2 separate regions of the Homo sapiens genome follow, and region 1 is linked to region 2. A link is an interaction called in ENCODE POLR2A ChIA-PET data of the cell type or tissue named here. Cell type or tissue: A673. All regions are shown on one strand. Each heading gives the region's core, and the rest is flanking DNA. Links, peaks and the distances in the headings are about the cores only. Region 1 has its middle 27 kb from the start of SESN2. Region 2 overlaps TAF12 (TATA-box binding protein associated factor 12).

Region 1 (5,377 bases), core at 299-5,298, 340 kb before region 2:
TCCACGTGCCTCAGCCTCCCAAAGTGCTGGGATTACAGGCATGAGCCACTGCGCCCAGCCTATGTGGCATGCATTGAGTGTGACTGTTGCCAAATGTTTTCAAATTTAATCTCCCAATCTTCACAACAACCCTGTGAGGAAAGGGTCTGTTCCCATCCTATAGATGTGGAAATGGAACCTCAAATGAGAATCTGGGGAACACCAATTTAACAGACAGACCCAAATTCAAATTCCAGCTTTGACATTTAATGTCTGTCCGATCATGAGCAAGTTGCTTCAATACTCCCTCCTCAATTTCCTTATCTATGGGATGGAATTAATACCTAAGGTTACAAGAGGGTTGTGAGGATTAAATAATGCATAAAAACCACCTAGCACAGTTCAGGTACCTGGCATCTAGCATTCGCAAGCTGTTCAGGATTCAGAAATTTGCCCAAGCTCATGCGACTGAGGTAGAATTTGAATCCTTCTCATTCTGATTCCAGAGTTCTTTGTATTGCTTTTTTTTTTTTCTTTTTGAGATGGAGCTGGAGTGCATTGGTGTGATCTCGGTTCACAGCAACCTCCCCAGGTTCAAGTGATTCTCCTGCCCCAGCCTCCCCATGTTGCCAAGGGTGGTCTTGAACTCCTTTGCCATGTTACCGAGGGTGGTCTTGAACTCCTGGGCTCAAGCGATCTGCCCGCCTCAGCCTCCCAAAGTGCTGGGATTACAGGTATGAGCCACCATGCCCAACCCTGTATTGCATTATTTTTGTCTCCAAAGTGCCTAAATCCTCAATATGCATTTAAAAAAAAATAATGGCTGGGCACGGTGGCTTACGCCTGTAATCCCAGCACTTTGGGAGGCCAAGGCGGGTGGATCACGAGGTCAGGAGATCCAGACCATCCTGGCTAACACGGTGAAACCCCAACTGTACTGAAAATACAAAAAAAAAAAAAAAAAAAAAAAAAAAAAATTAGCCGGGCGTGGTGGCGGGCACCTGTAATCCCAGCTACCCAGTATTATTTAATCCTCACAACCCTCCTGTAACCTTAGGTATTAATTCCATCCCACAGATAAGGAAATTGAGGAGGGAGTATTGAAGCAACTTGCTCATGATCAGACTGATATTAAATGTCAAAGCTGGAATTTGAATTTGGGTCTGTCTGTTAAATTGGTGTTCCCCAGATTCTCATTTGAGGTTCCATTTCCACATCTATAGAATGGGAACAGACCCTTTCCTCACACGGTTGTTGCGAAGATTGCGAGATTAAATTTGAAAACATTTGGCAACAGTCACACTCAATGCATGCCACGTAGGCTGGACTACAGTCCCAGCCTGTAGGCAGGAGAATGGCGTGAACCCAGGAGGCGGAGCTTGCAGTGAGCCAAGATTGCGCCACTGCACTCCAGCCTGGGCGACAAAGGGAGACTCCTCTCAAAAAAAAGAAAAAAAAAATCATGTTTATTAGGCTGGACCTGATGGCTGACACCCATAATCCCAGCACTTTGGGAGGCCGAGGCAGGCGGATCATTTGAGGTCAGGAATTCAAAACCAGCCTGACCAACATGGTGAAACCCCGTCTCTACTCAAAATACAAAAATTAGCCAGGTGTCGTGGTGGGCGCCCGTAATCCCAGCGCCATTGCACTCCAGCCTGGGTGACAGAATGAAACTCTGTCTAATAAATAAATAAATATTTTTAAAATCATGTTAAATTTGCAAATGGAGTTGAAAACTCAGCTTCAGACTGGATCTAATGAATCTATTTTAGACTTCTGTAGCCTGCAACTCAAGACCTGTGCACATCTACCCAGGTTGGAATTTGCAGAAGGTTGTCGGTAGCTCAATTCTTTTTCTTTTTTTTTGTTTGCTTGTTTGTTTTTGTTTTTGTTTTTGTTTTTAGACAGAGTCACACTCTGTCGCGCAGGCTGGAGTGCAATGGTGCGATCTTGGCTCACTGCAACCTCTGCCTCCCAGGTTCAAGTGATTCTCCTGCCTTACCTCCTGAGTAGCTGGGATTACAGGCGCCCAACACTGCGCCCAGCTAATTCTTTTGTCTTTTGGAACCATGCTTGATTTGAGAACTGGTGAGAGTGAGTAGAAAAAGGAGCCGGGGCTGGGCATGGTGGCTCAAGCCTGTAATCCCAACACTTTGGGAAGCCAAGGCAGGTGGATCACCTGAGGTCAGGAATTTGAGACCAGCCTGACCAACATGGTGAAACCCTGTCTCTACCAAAAATTCAAAAATTAGCCGGATGTGGTGGTGCATGCCTGTAATCCCAGCTATTTCAGGAGGCTGAAAGAGGAGAATCGCTTGAACCTGCGAGGCAGAGGTTGCAGTGAGCCGGGATCGCGCCATTGCACTCCAGCCTGGGTAACAAGAGTGAAACTCCTTCTCTCCCCGACCAAAAAAAAAAAAGCCAAGTGAGTCTCCTCCAGCAGGTTGCAAACATTCACCAGAGCCCTAGAGCAGGTGGATTAGAGAAGTAGTTCACAGACTGTTTTGTGCCTTAGAATCTCATTAGAGAACCAGTGGTTGGAGGCAGAGCTCAGCAATCTGCATCTTTAATAGCTTCCTTGGTATGAGTTCTTTGAACAGATGTTATGGTTCTAATGTGTCACATGTCCTGGAGACTTAGCAGTGAAGGAGACAGACATGGTTCCTGCTTTCTTGGGATTTACTGTCAAGTGAAAGAGACAGACCTTAGACCGTTATGCAACTAATTATTTTTTATTTTTTTTTTTAATTTTTTTGAGATGGAGTCTCACTCTGTCAGCCAGGCTGGAGTGCAGTGGTGTGATCTTGGCTCACTGCAGCCTCCGTCTCCTGGGTTCAAGCGATTCTCCTGCTTCAGCCTCCTGAGTAGCTGGGATTACAGACATGCGCTACCATGCCTGGCTAATTTTTGTATTTTTAGTAGAGACGGGGTTTTACTATGTTGGCCAGGCTGGTCTCAAACTCCCGACCTCAGGTATCCACCTGCTTCAGCCTCCCAAAGTGCTGGGATTACAGGCGTGAACCACCATGCCTGGACAAATTATTTAAATTACAATTTTGATTGGCACCTCAAAGGGAAAATATGAGGTGCTGTGAGGGCATTCACCACCTAGCAGGAGAGCCTTTTCTTCCAAGGAAATATGTTGGACTTTTGCAGAAGCTCCAACACATCCAAGAACAGCAATTTCCCATGCACTGAAGCACCTTCTTGAAATCTCAGGGCTCCATGGAACAGAGTTCGAAAACTGCTCATTCATATTCCTCTGTAGTGGATGCTGTCATGTGCTACCCAGACTATGGCACTCGTTTTCCCACATCTCCCACTCCATCAAGTTGCTGAAGAATTTCAGCTGAGTCTCTCTCTGGCCACTATCCTGAGTTGAAGGGAGCCACTTAGCTCATGGTTACGCCTCCTTCCAGCAGTCTGCCTCCAATGACTGGTTGATGGGAGAGAAGAGTACAGAGGCCCGGACCCTCAGCCTCCATTTGAAACAACTCTGAAGGATTATCCCAGCTTTATTGTACCCCTTAGGATCAGATGAATCCTCCATTGCAGCAGCATTGCAGCCCAACTTCTGCCCAGTTATGCTTCTCACTGTCCTGTAATATGATTCCCCAGTAAACCCTCTGTAGGCAAATCTCCATCTCAGTCTCCTTAAAAGAGTACTTAAAACACTCTCTTATTACAGATGGTTAAAATAAGGACCAGAGTGGGGAAATGACCTACCTGAGGTCTCACAAGCCTGAACCTTCAGATCCTCTTCATAGTCTGTCACCACCCTGTGCCACAGTCCTACAACTTCCTGCTTTGACTTGCCCTGCCTGAGGCTAGAGGCAACAGCTGTAGTGGCCAGAATAGGTTCTCACTCCAATGGCTGGAGACCTTGGACAAGTCAATTCCCCTCTCTGGGGAGGTTAAGTATTGCCTGAGTTCAACATCTTCTCTCAAGTCTACCTCTGTGCAATGTGCCTGGTCCTGAGAAAAACCATGTCTCAGCTGGTGATGGCAGCAGAAATTCCTTCCGCCCATGTTTGAATCACCTCTGACCTCACAGTTGGATTATATTTGGAGTGGTGGTGGGGAGCTTTGAGTTCTGTCCCATTTCTGAGTTTCCAAACTCACATTTCAAGAAGGAACCTCTTTTCTTTTTCTTTCCCTTTTTTTTTTTTTTTTTTTTTTGAGACAGAGTCTTGCTCTGTCACCCAGACTGGAGTGCAGTGGCATGATCTCGGCTCACTGCAATCTCCGCCTCCCAGGTTCAAGCAATTCTCCTGCCTCAGCCTCCCGAGTAGCTAGGATTACAGGCGTGTGCCACCACGCCCGGCTAATTTTTGTATTTTTAGTAGAGACAGGGTTTCACCATGTTGGCCAGGCTGGTCTCGAATGCCTGACCTCGTGGTCCACCCACCTCGGCCTCCCAAAGTGCTGGAATTACAGGCATGAGCCACTGCGCCCAGCAGGAAGCTCTTTTCTTTGTTCATGCCAACATTATCAAGTACTTTATTGTGTCCCAGCCCCTGCTCATGCTGGCAGTACAGCAGTGAATAAGACAGACAGCTGTGGTCCTCATGGGCCTATAAACCCCAGTGGGAAAAATGAACATCACACAAATTCTTTTTTTTCTTTTTTTGAGATGAAGTCTCACTCTGTCACCTAGGCTTGAGGGCAGTGGCACAATCTCTTCTCACTGCAACCTCTGCCTCCTGGGTTCAAGCGATCCTCCCACCTCAGCCTCCTGAATAGCTGGGATTACAGGCGTGTGCCACCACGCCCGGCTAGCTTTTTGTATTTTTAGTAGAGGCAGGGTTTCACCATATTGGCCAGGTTGATCGTGACCTCAAGTGATCTGCCTGCCTTGGCCTCCCAGAGTGCTGGGATTACAGGCGTGAGCCACCACGTCCAGCTCGTCACACAAATTCTTGTGATAAGCCCTGGGGAAAGAAAGAGCACAGGGAGCTATGAGAAAGTACAGCCTACCCTGGACTTGAAGGATAAGAAAGGATCGGCCAAGGATGAGAGGGGAGAAAAGAGCATGGAGCAAAGATAACTTCTGGCAGAGGAAACAGCATGGGGAAAGGATTTGAAGCAGGAAGGAGAAGGCAGCCTTGTAGGGACAGAAGGAGCTGGGAGAACATAAGAAAGGCTGAGGCTGAGAAGAAAGCCCCAGGGCAGATCTAGCAGGACCTCACAGGGTACATCAGGAATTTTGGACTTTACCCTATGGGCAATGGGAAGTCTTCAAAGGAAATTTTGCTGTTTATTACAAAATAGTTTGTATTTATTAGAAGAAAGAGTGGAGAAAGTAGTAAGGCTTATTTAGGAACTTCTTTGTGCCAAGTAGCCCATGAAGTACATCACAGGCATGTTTTTCGTTTTTGTTTTAGTTTTTTTTTTT
Region 2 (5,377 bases), core at 236-5,235:
ATGTAAATTATACTACAACTAAGAACAATAACTCAAACACCCCTCCAGCTTCCCAGGAAAAACACTGTACTACTAGATATTTATCCGACAGAAAGGAAAACCTGAGCTCGAGACCAGCCTGGTCAATATGGTGAAACCCCATCTCTACTAAAAAAATGCAAAAATTAGCCAGACACGGTGCAGGGGGTGGGGGGGGGGGGGGCGCCTGTAATCCCTTGGGAGGCCAAGGCATGAGAATGGCTTGAACCCAGGAGGTGGAGGTTGCAGTGAGCCGAGATTGCGCCACTGCACTCCAGCCTGGGTGACAGAGCAAGACTCTGTCTCAAAAAAAACCCTAAAAAGCTGGTCACAAAAAAAACACATATTGTACGATTACATTTATATGAAATGTCCAGAATAGGCAAACCCATAGACAGAAAGTAGATTAGTTGTTGCCTATGGCCAGGGCATGTAGGAGAGGAATAGAGACTGGCTGCTAATGGGTATACGGTTTCTTTTACGGGATACAAAAATGATCTAAAATTACATTGTGGTGATGGTTGCCAACCCTGATTATATTAAAAAAAAAACCCACAGAATTATACACTTTAAATCAGTGATTTGTGTGAAATGTGAATGATTTAAATAAAGACTTTAAAAAAAAAAAATGAGGAGGCTCACGAAATGGTCTCCAAGAGAAATTGTTCAATGAATGAAAGCAAAACATAGAATGGGAGAATATTTTGTTATTGTTTATTGAAACACATGTATTGCCGGATGCGGTGGTTCATGCCTACAATCCCGGCACTTTGGGAGGCCAAGGCAGGCGGATCACCTGAGGTTGGGAGTTCGAGACCAGCCTGACCAACATGGAGAAACCCCCTCTCTACTAGTAATACAAAATTAACCAGGCGCGTTGGCGGGCGCCTGTAATCCCAGCTATTTGGGAGGCTGAGGCAGGAGAATCGCTTGCATGGAGAGGCAGAGGTTGCAATGAGCCAAGATTGCACCACTGCACTCTAGCTGGGGTGACAGAGCAAGACTCCGTCTCAAATAAATAAATGAATAAAACACACATACACAGACATACAGTTGTAAATTCATAAATTATTCCTGGCAAGATACATAAGAAACTGATAACAGAGGGAGGTGGGGGAATGGTGGTATCTGGGTGGCCTATGGGACCAAGAACGTCTTATTTTTCACTGTACACCCTAAATCCTGTATTATGTGCATATGTTACCTATGGAAAAAATTAAGATAAACTACTATTTGAATTTTTTTCTCTGCAGAAATAGATCATACTCACCCTTTTCTTCCTGTTTTTTGTTTCTGAGACACAGTCTCACTCTGTCACCCAGGCTGGAATACAGTGGCCATGATTTTGGCTCACTGCAACCTTGGCCTCCCGGGTTCAAGCAATTTTCCTGCCTCAGCCTGAGCATCTGGGATTACAGGCACGTACTACCACGCCTGGCTAATTTTTTTGTATTATTAGTAGAGATGGAGTTTTCCCATGTTGGCCAGGCTGGTCTCGAACTTCCAACCTCAAGTGATCCACCCACCTCGGCCTCCCATAGTGCTGGGATTACAGGCGTGAGCCACTGCAACAGGCCTTGGGTTTTTTGTTTGTTTGTTTGCAGAGATAGGTCTTGCTGTTGCCCAGGCTGGAGTGCAGTGGTGAAATCACAGCTCACTGCACCCCCAAAATCCTAGGCTCAAGCAATAATCTTGCATCAGCCTCTTGAGTAGCTGGGGCTACAAGTGCAAACCACACCTGGCTAATTTTTCTATTTTTTTTTAAAACACGGTGTCTTGCTATGTTGCCCAGGATGGCCCTGAACTCTTTGCCTCTATCAGTCTTCTCCCCTCAGCTTCCCAAATAGCTGGGGTTATATGTGCAAGGCACCGCACCCAACTCTAACCTGTTTATTTTTTAGAGATGGGTCTTACTTTGTGGCCCAGGCTGGAGTGCAGTGGTGCAATCAGAGCTCACTACAGCCTCAACCAGCTGGACTCAAGCTATCCTCCCACCTCAGCTTCCTCAGAAGCTGGAACTACAGGCATGCACCACCATGCCCAGCTCATTTTATATTTTTTATTTTTTGTAGAGAGAAAGTCTCACCATGTTGCCCAGGCTGCTCTCAAACTCTTGGGCTCAAGCGATCCTCCTGCCTCAGCCTCCCAAAGTGCTGGGATTATAGGCACAAGCCTCCATGCCCAGCCTATCTCACATTTATACAAAAATAAGTTCAGGGCCAGGTACAGTGGCTCACGCCTGTAATTTCAGCACTTTGGAGGCCGAGGCGGGCAGATCATGAGGTCAGGAGTTCGAGACCAGCCTGACCAACATGGTGAAACCCGTCTCTACTAAAAATATAAAAATTAGCTGGGCGTGGTGGCGTGCGCCTGTAATCTAAGCTACTCGAGGCTGAGGCAGGAGAATCGCTTGAACCCGGGAGGCGGAGGTTGCAGTGAGCTGAGATCACGCCACTGCACTCCAGCCTAGGTGACAGAGTGAGACGCTGTCTCAAAAAAAAAAAAATTCAAAACTGATCATATACCTAATGTAAAAATATACAACTTCTTGAAGAAAACAGGAGAAAACCTTCATGACTTCGGGTTAGTCAGAGTTCTTAGATACAATATCAAAAGCACAATCCACAAAAGAAAAGAATTGATAAAGTGGACTTAATCAAAATGTAAAACTTCTGCTCTGCAAAAGACAATAAGAAGATAAGTTGGGCCAGGCGTGGTGGCTCACACCTGTAATCCCAGAACTTTGGGAGGCCGACGTGGGCAGATCACAAGGTCAGGAGTTCCAGACCAACCTGGCCAAGATGGTGAAACCCTGTCTCTACTAAAAACACAAAAAAATTAGCAGGGCATAGTGGTGGGTGCCTATAATCCCAGCTACTCGGGAGGCTGAGGCAGAGAAGTACTTGAACCCGGGAGGCGGAGGTTGCAGTGAGCTGAGACCGTGCCACTGCACTCCATCCTGGGTGATAGAGTGAGACTCCGTCTCCAAAAAAAAAAAAAAAAAAAAAGATATGTCATAGATTAGGAGAAAATATGTATAAATCACATATCCAACAAATGACTTGTATCCAGCACATATAAAGAAATTTCAGTGCAAAGGCTTGTGGGGGAGGAAAAAATTTTTTTTTTCAAAATTCAACAATAAGAAAATAACAACCCAATTTAGAAAATGGGCAGACTCGGCCAGGCATGGTGGCTCACGCCTGTAATCCCAGCCCTTTGGGAGGCCGAGGCAGGCAGATCACCTGAGGTCAGGAGTTTGAGACCAGCCTGGCCAACATATAGTGAAGCCCCGTCTCTACTAAAAAATACAAAAACTAGCTGGGTGTGTTGGCACACACCTATAGTCCTAGCTACTTGGGAAGCTGAGGCAGGAGAATCACCGAAACCTGGGAGGCGGAGGTTACAGTGAGCTGAGATTGCACCACTGTACTCCAGCCTGGGCAACAGAACAAGACTCCTTCTCTCCAAAAAAAAAGAAAATGGGCAGACTGGGCATGATGGCTCATGCATGTAATCCCAGTACTTTGGGAGGCCAAGGCAGGAGGACTGCTTAAGCTAAGGAGTTTGAGACAAGGCTAGGTAACATAATGAGACCCTGGCTCTTTATTTATTTATTTTAAAGGGCAAAAGATCTGAGCAGACCCTTCATCAAAGATAAACAAATGGCAAATAGGCACATGAAAAGATGCTCAATATCATTTGTCACCAGGAAAATGCAAATTTTAAAAAACATGATATACCTATATAAAATAGCTAAAATTTAAAAACAAAAACAAGTGCTGGAGAGGATACAAAGGAACTGAAACCCTCATACATTGCTGGTGTGAATGTAAAATGGTATAGTTTTTCTTGAAGACAGTTTGGTAGTTTCTTCTAAAGTTAAATGTATGCTTATATGACTCAGCAATCCCACTCCTAGGTACTTACTGTAGAGAAATGAAAACTTACATTCACACAAAAATCTGTTCATAAATATTTATAGCAACATCATTCACAACTACCAAAAACCGAAAACAATCCACATGTCCTTCAAATGGTGAATAAACAAATTATGGTATATCCATTCAATGGAATACTCAGAAATAGAAAGGAAAGGCCAGGTACAGTGGCTCACATCTGCAATCCCAGCAATTTGGGAGGCCAAGGCAGGTGGATCACCTGAGGTCAGGAGTTTGAGACCAGCCTGGCCAACATGGTGAAACGCTCTCTACTAAAAATACAAAAATTAGCCTGGCATGGTGGCATGTGCCTGTAATCCCAGCTACTCGGGAGGCTGAGGCAGGAGAATCGCTTGAACCTGGGAGGCGGAGGTTGCAGTGAGCCAAGATTACGCCATTGCATCTACTCGGGAGGCTGAGGTAAGAGAATTGCTTCAACCCGGGAGGCGGAGGTTGCAGTGTGCAGAGATCGCACCATTGCACTCCAGCCTGGGCAGCAGAGTAAGACTCTGTCTCAACAATAACAACAACAAAAAAAAGACTACTGACGCATGCAACAACACAGATGAATCTCAAATGTATCATACTAAGTGAAAAAGGCAAGGCTCAAATGGCTGTATAATTCCATTTATAGGCCACTCTGGAAAAAAAAAGTTATAGGGATGGAAAACAGATCAGTGGTTGTTAAGGAGTCTGGGGCAGAGGAGCGTTTGACTACAAAGGAGCAGCATGATTAAATCTGTGGAGGTGGGGGGTGAAATTGTTCTGTATCTTGAGTGTTGTAGTGCTTACATGACAGTATATATTTGTCATATTCTATGAGTTATGACTGTACCCCATAATAATTTTATTGTATATAAATTTTAAAAAATATGTATTTTTTTGGTGGAGTTCCGCTTTGTTGCCCAAGCTGGAGTGCAATAGAACGATTTCAGCTCACTGCAACCTCCGCCTGCCAGGTACAAGCAATTCTCCTGTCTCAGCCTCCCAAGTAGCTCGGATTACAGGTATACACCACCATGCCCAGCTATTTTTTTTTTTATTTAGTACAGACGGGGTTTCACCATGTTAGACTGGTCGCGAACTCCTGACCTCAGGTGATCCACCTGCCTCGGCCTCCCAAAGTGCTGGGATTACAGGGCATGCACCTCCAAGCCCGGCCTACTTTTTTTTTTTTTTTTTTTTGAGACAGAATCTCACTCTGTTGCCCAGGCCAGAGTACAGGAGCCCAATCTTGGCTCACTGTAACCTCTGCCTCCCGGGTTCAAGCGATTCTACTGCCTCAGCCTCCAGAGTAGCTGGGATTACAGGCACGTGCCACCATGCTGGGCTAATTTTTGCATTTTTTAGTAGAGATGGCATTTCGTCATGTTGGCCAGGCTGGTCTTGAATTCCCGACCTCAGGTGATCCACCCGCC

Evidence for each region. Peaks named below come from ENCODE experiments on the same cell type or tissue, not always from the same donor. Only the 100,000 strongest peaks of a DNase experiment are listed, where the experiment ranks them.
Region 1: POLR2A ChIA-PET joins it to region 2 with 11 read pairs; 7 of 35 experiments call an interaction of 5 or more read pairs at or near these places.

The regions. Positions count from the first base shown.
Region 1 is chr1:28,283,755-28,289,131 of GRCh38, forward strand. No RefSeq gene overlaps it. Among named protein-coding and RNA genes, the nearest start is that of SESN2, 27 kb to the left of the region's middle. In A673, for the core only: no CTCF peak of the experiment used is centred there; no DNase peak of the experiment used is centred there.
Region 2 is chr1:28,628,041-28,633,417 of GRCh38, forward strand. All of the region lies in intron 1 of TAF12 (TATA-box binding protein associated factor 12), which reads right to left. Among named protein-coding and RNA genes, the nearest start is that of TAF12, 12 kb to the right of the region's middle. In A673, for the core only: no CTCF peak of the experiment used is centred there; no DNase peak of the experiment used is centred there; H3K27ac peaks cover 804 bases.